Regions from separate parts of the Homo sapiens genome. Here region 2 is linked to region 1. A link is a loop called in an ENCODE intact Hi-C map of the cell type or tissue named here. Cell type or tissue: heart right ventricle. All regions are shown on one strand. Links, peaks and the distances in the headings refer to the core of each region. The heading gives the core; the rest is flanking DNA. Region 1 overlaps EGLN3-AS1 (EGLN3 antisense RNA 1). Region 2 overlaps LOC102724945 (a long non-coding RNA gene).

Region 1 (2,906 bases), core at 314-2,813:
TTATGAACTATGCTAAAATAGACATCACTCATACTCAGGACCACCACACTGCACAGTTCCAGAAAGCTCCATTCACTTCTACGAACGTGTCTTCTGGAGTTGTACAGCATACAGCCTGCTCTGCTGTGCTTGGCAGCCCCTGCCTGTATCTCCTCCATTTATTCTATTAACAAGATTTATTCGGTGCCTACTGAATTCCAGTGCTCTGCTTGTATTAATGTATTTAGACCTCTGAAATGTCCTAAAAAGTAAGTCGTTTTCACCATTTTTATTTTCCAAAACAAGAAGGTGAGGACAGATGGGGGTACTCACTTGGCTAAGATCACACGGTCTGTAAATTGCAGAGCCAGCATCAGAACCTGCACAGCCTGGTTCCCAAGTCTGGGTGCTGAACCGTCATACTAAGTCTTCCTCATGTTTCACTGTCTACTTAGTTAATATCTCCCACTCATCTGTAACCCTGAGAGCAGGGACCACGGGGAGCCACTTATTTTGCGTCACTGGTGCCCAAATAGTGCCTGATCTCCATGACAGGCTCAATAACGTTCTGTCAGTCACTTTACTCATGACTGCAAGCTCCTTTCCTAATCAACGTTTCCTCTCCCCCTTCCCCATGTATCTCTTTCCCTTCATAAGCACCCACCTCGTCTCCCTCTCCACGACATTCCAACCCCTGAGCAAGGCTTTGAAAAAGTGACATAGGCACATCACAGATGTGCCGTTGGCTCTAATTTGTGAAAGAACATTTTACCGAGGGGCAAAGGAGGACTTGGAATTTTTTCCTGCCCCCAGGAGGCCCAGACTTGCAACCCTGTAGGTCTAGAACTTAAGCGGAGGTCCTGCTATGTTCACACATTTAGTAGAGAATGACTTCTAATTCCGTCATTCAGCTGTCAGGCACGTAGGCCGCTTCCTTTTATAAAGCTGGTTGTCGTAACTAAACAGGTGCAGATTTGAGGAAATGCAGACCGACTGGAATGATAAGTCCCACTGCATGTGAGATTAGGTGGATAGAGGACTCGAGTCCCACCCGCCCTTTACTGTCTTTAGTCTCCCCAGTCCGCCCTGGGCACCACCCGCCGAGGCTGGGCTCTCGCAGCTACCTCTCCATCTATCTTCATGACAGCTGCGGGGGCCGGGGGCAACTTAGTCGGGACAAACGTGAGCGAGCGAGTGTGTGGTTCAAAGAAAGGAAACGCAAGGGACAAGGAGAAGGTCGAGCTCCGGCTGAGGAAGAATCACGGGCCGGGCTCGGTCTTGCCCGTCACCCTCGCGCCCCTACTTCCGGGCGGGCAGGCACCGATGGGGACTCCGCCCAGGGAAGGCGAGCCCCACGCCCACGTGGCTTTCGAGGGGGACAACCTGGGGCGTGGGGACACTGCAGGGCACAGGGCACCCGCGAGTGGAACCACCTAGGCGCCCCCTCCCGGGGCCGGTACGTGCGGGCTGCTGGCGCTGCGCGCGGGAGCCCTCCCTCGGCCCGGGGCTGCGCTGGAACGCGCTGACTCACGCTAGCGCTACGTGAGCTGCGAGCCTGCCGGGCGGGGCTGGCTGTCCAGCCCCGGCCGCCGCCCGCCGCAGTTACCGACTACCTTCGGGGCGGCCGCGGGCGCAGGCACAGTGCGTGTGGCTCGGTGTCCGCCGCGGCGCGCCCTGGCGAGACTTCACCCCGCGCCCCGCCGCGCGCTCGCCAAGGCTGCCCGCCGGGCATTTTTGATCATTTCGATTGTCCCTCCGGCTCGAAAGCTGCAGCAGAGCTGGGATCTTGCATCCGAAGCGAGGGCACCAGCCGGTATCTGCTAGGCAGGAGCGGCCAGAGTCGCGTTAGGGCGGCCTTGGGCAGGGCGCTTCGGTTTGGCCTCTCTTTGGCTCCGGGGGAGCCTGCGGAGGCCCAGGGCCGGTCTCTGGCTCTGCACTTGATGGCCTCCTATCTAGGGGAAGGGCCAGTTAGTATCCCACCCGCTCCCTCGCCATTGTAGCTCAGTTCATCCCCAAAGACCCCGTGGAGTGGCAAGGGCAGGCATCATCCAATCCATTTGGCAGAGGACATCAAAGCTGAGGTTTAGATATTCATCTGTTGACAATGATGAGGATGTTTCATCGTAACTTTTCTATCTAGAACCTAGCTCTCAGTTTATCAGTTCTAGTGCTAACGTGGCCTGTTTTAGCGGTGTCTCCCATTCTGTGTTCTCTGGAAAGACAAGTTAAAGGGGAGAGTTTGTATTAACAGGTGTCACGTCTTCTCACTCTCGCCATATCCCTGTACCTTCTGGTAGATGTAAACGGACACAACTGTGCTTATAAAACCAATAACTCGCCAGTCTTCCTCAGGTCCATTCAAGACCATTTGAGTGGGTCCTTGGGTGCCATGGACAGAAATCTTGTGGGGACATGGATGAGGGGGGCCTCCAGCCCCTGAGGACTGTCAAGACCAGGGCCTTGGGGAAGGGCAGCCGAGCTTCACATTGTCCCCACTTAGCCACTTGTCAGGGTTGCTGTGAGGCTCCAGATGAAAATACATGGAGTTTCCTTAACTACCGTGGCCCACAGAAATGACACATGAGATTCTTTTCCTTGGTCGTAGGATACTGGGGGCGGGGTCAGTGAGAGGCACTGTCCATCTCAGAAAAATCTGTATCACTCTTGTTTGCTCATCTTGAGGAAGCCATGGAGAGCACAGTTTCTATGGAGTCAGCAGAAACAAAAATGAGATTAATTCACACGTAAATTCTGCCTTTAGATACAGAGACCTAGGTTATAGGATCTTGACTGTATACACAGTTAAGCCATTTGTAGAGTTTTCCCTATTTGGGGGTAGTTTTTGTTCTGATTTTTTTTTTCAGAGGGGATGTTTGCCAAATTCTTTCTAGATTATAAAATTAATACAAACTCTCATAAAAGTGAAT
Region 2 (2,906 bases), core at 100-2,599, 69 kb before region 1:
TGTCCTTGAAGTTGGAATCTCAGTCAACTCAGAGAAATGATTACATTACTGAGTGCCGTCGCAGAGGTCCTGGGGATATTTTTGTCAATAGAGCCCTTTGTGACTGAAGAGACAGGGTGGGTCATCTACATTCTGTTGGGGAAGACCATGGGGCTAGAAGTCAGCAGATCCAGGCTCTGAGCCAGCTCTGTCGGGTTACTTTCTGTGTTACTGAATGTCTCTGCTTTCCTCAGTTGAACAAAGCAAAGATCTGTAGCCCAAGAAAGGCCACTGGGCAATTGTAATGGCTAGGCTAGGGCAACAGAATGTGCTGAGGGCAGCGTGGAAATGGTGGCCAAGGCACTAAAGACCAGCTTTCTCTTTCATGGGAGCCTGAAATGAACCCTCTGCCACCTCCCTTCCCCACCCATAGATTCCTTTCCCATTTACAGGCAGCTAGGTTGGCCTTGGCCTGGACTGGGTTTCTGTTTTGTCAAACTAACAGGTTTCTGCTGGGAGGAGGGCACTGGCGGAAGTAGCATAACTTATCTTTGGTTTAGGGGTGGAACTTCGGTTGTTTCTCCAGGCACGTCATGTCTTGGCTTGGACCATCCCTTGCTAAAGCACTGTGCTTCACATCCTTTTACGGGAAGTACACGACCTTCCATCTCCCCGCAGGTGTGGGCTGGACCCACAGGACCCAGGCAAAGCCTTTTAGGTGGGTATCCTATTCAGAGGGCCAGCCAGGGACCCCATTGGCCTATTCCTCATAGTCCACACCTGTTTCCAAGGGGCCTCTTTGAACTCAATGACTTTCACTCTTTCTTTTGGAGTCATTTTAGGACAAAGGGAAATGAAATCCTGGTCCTTCAGTGACTTGAGCCATATCTTAAAATTGGGGTTGGGAGGGAACAGAATGGCTCCCCCAAGTCCTGCTCTGGGAGTCAGTTGTTGCCTAGGCTGGGACTCTGAGCTAGTACCCATCATACACAGCATTCCGATTTCTCCCTGTAGCATCCTGAATCTGTATATGCTTTGGGAGCCTGGGGTGGGGAGAGGCCAACCCCTGTCCCTCCATCACACTGTACTTCAGAGAAACCTGTGGAAGATAAAACTACCATTGTGGCTCCTTCCAAGGAGCTTTGGTAAAAAGGAAAGGTATCTGTTTCTGTAGGGATAACACTGAAGTGGAGTGTTGGAAACTCATGTTTCCAGAAAGCTTGAAGGTTTTGACCACCCCAGATGCTTTCTTCATGTTTCACACCAGGCAGCTTGGGCGTGGAGAGCTGCCTCCACCAACTTGGCTGAGAAGCCCTGGCAGCTGCTCAGGCTGAAAATAGTAGGTGCTTCGCATTTTCATCGCAGCCTGAGCAGGGCCTCACGTACACACACCTTGGCACGCAAATGTGGGCGCAGAGATTGTTCCAGGCATCGGGGCCGTGTTCACACATGGCTGTGAGGTGAAGCTGGAAATAGGCTCTGGTAGCCAAGGAAGCAAAGGAGCTGAGGGCCTCTACCATGTGGGGCTGCCATCTCCTTCCTGCAAGCAGCACGGAAAAGGACCTGCCTGAGCCTCAGTGGCCAAGTGTCTTCACCCCTGTAGCCCAGGACAGGCTTTAGAAAAAATGAAAAACAGGTTCATGATGGTTATTTTATGCAAAACCTTTGGAATTCTTCCTTTATCTCCAAATACAAATATTTAAAGTGTTTAAATCACTACAAGAAAATAAAAATCTAAAAGCAATCTGTTAAATAGACTGGGGATGTTGGTAGGGAAAGCAATAGGATCTCCTCTCTGCTCTTGGTGCTTGGGGCACCTCTCTCTTGCTTTTCTCTCACTTCTTGGCTGCCATTTCCCAGGGCCCTGTCCTGGGCTCATCCTGGCATTGATCAATGGCTCTGAAAACATAGGACAACGTAGCTTCAGATATTTAAAGCAGGTATAAGATGTGCCGGAGAGTATCTACAGCATCCATCTCTCTCTCTCTCTCTTTCTCTCTCTCTCTCTCTATCTCCATCCATCCATCTACCCATCCACCTCTTCCTCCCTGTATACTTTCCTTGAGAAAATAGACTCTATTAGAAAGTTGATTTCGTGCAATGCTCTAAGACAGTTATTTTTTATTTATTTTCATTTTCCCCATCATGTTCCTCAGCCAGGAGTTTCAGTGAGCTAGTCGAAAGTGCACCAGCCTTGATGAGAGATGGGCTTAGCTTTGAATCCAGGCATGCTATATGTAGCTGCAGAGTGTTGGATAATTCACCTAAATTCTCTGAACTTTGTAAACTGAGAGTAACTACTTTGCAAGCCTTCTGTGAGGTCCCAGGGGGACAGTGTGTACAAAGCACCAGGAACATATTAGCACCCAGTGAGAGGTGACTGCACCATTTCCTTCATGTTGTAGCATTTTTGAGACTCCTAGTGAAAAGAAAACATCACAGATGTACAGAGAAAGGACTGGCCCAGGCACAGCACACACCATCAGCTCATCATGCCCAACCAGTTTGACCTTGGGTCACTAGCAAAATGCCTCTGTAGAAGGGTGCATGTGGAATGGAGCTGGGCTACGGTGCCATTCACTTCTTATGCCTTTTTTTTTTTTTTTTTTTTTTTTTTTTTTTTTTTTTGGTGAGATGGAGTCTGGCTCTGTCACCCAGGCTGGAGTACAGTGGCGTGATCTTGGCTCACTGCAACCACCGCCTCCCGGGTTCAAATGATTCTCCTGCCTCAGCCTCCCAAGTAGTTGGAATTACAGGCACCCACCACCACGCCTGGCTAATTTTTGTATTTTTAGTAGAGATGGGGTTTCACCACGTTGGCCAGACTGGTCTTGAACTCCTGACCTTAGGTGATTCACCTGCCTGAGCCTCCCAAAGTGCTGGGATTATAGGCATGAGCCACCGCTCCCAGCCTCTTATGCCAATTT

What was found. Hi-C counts contacts between places; a loop is a spot of excess contacts. Peaks named below come from ENCODE experiments on the same cell type or tissue, not always from the same donor. Only the 100,000 strongest peaks of a DNase experiment are listed, where the experiment ranks them.
Region 2: a loop joins it to region 1, with 2.2 times the contacts of the local background. A loop is called at or near these places in 5 of 110 quality-filtered maps.

Annotation. Positions count from the first base shown.
Region 1 is chr14:34,058,909-34,061,814 of GRCh38, reverse strand. EGLN3-AS1 (EGLN3 antisense RNA 1) reads right to left here. Exons shown (of 3, transcript NR_184209.1): 3 at 1-2,683. The region is part of intron 5 of LOC102724945 (a long non-coding RNA gene); the gene reads left to right. Among named protein-coding and RNA genes, the nearest start is that of EGLN3-AS1, 20 kb to the right of the region's middle. RefSeq lists a silencer at 1,239-1,598 and an enhancer at 1,497-1,998. In heart right ventricle, for the core only: CTCF peaks have their summits at 1,249 and 1,449 (motif pointing left); a DNase peak (open chromatin) is centred at 1,374; H3K4me3 peaks cover 1,498 bases; H3K27ac peaks cover 2,342 bases.
Region 2 is chr14:34,127,294-34,130,199 of GRCh38, reverse strand. The region is part of intron 2 of LOC102724945 (a long non-coding RNA gene); the gene reads left to right. Among named protein-coding and RNA genes, the nearest start is that of EGLN3-AS1, 89 kb to the right of the region's middle. In heart right ventricle, for the core only: no CTCF peak of the experiment used is centred there; a DNase peak (open chromatin) is centred at 1,379; H3K27ac peaks cover 1,246 bases.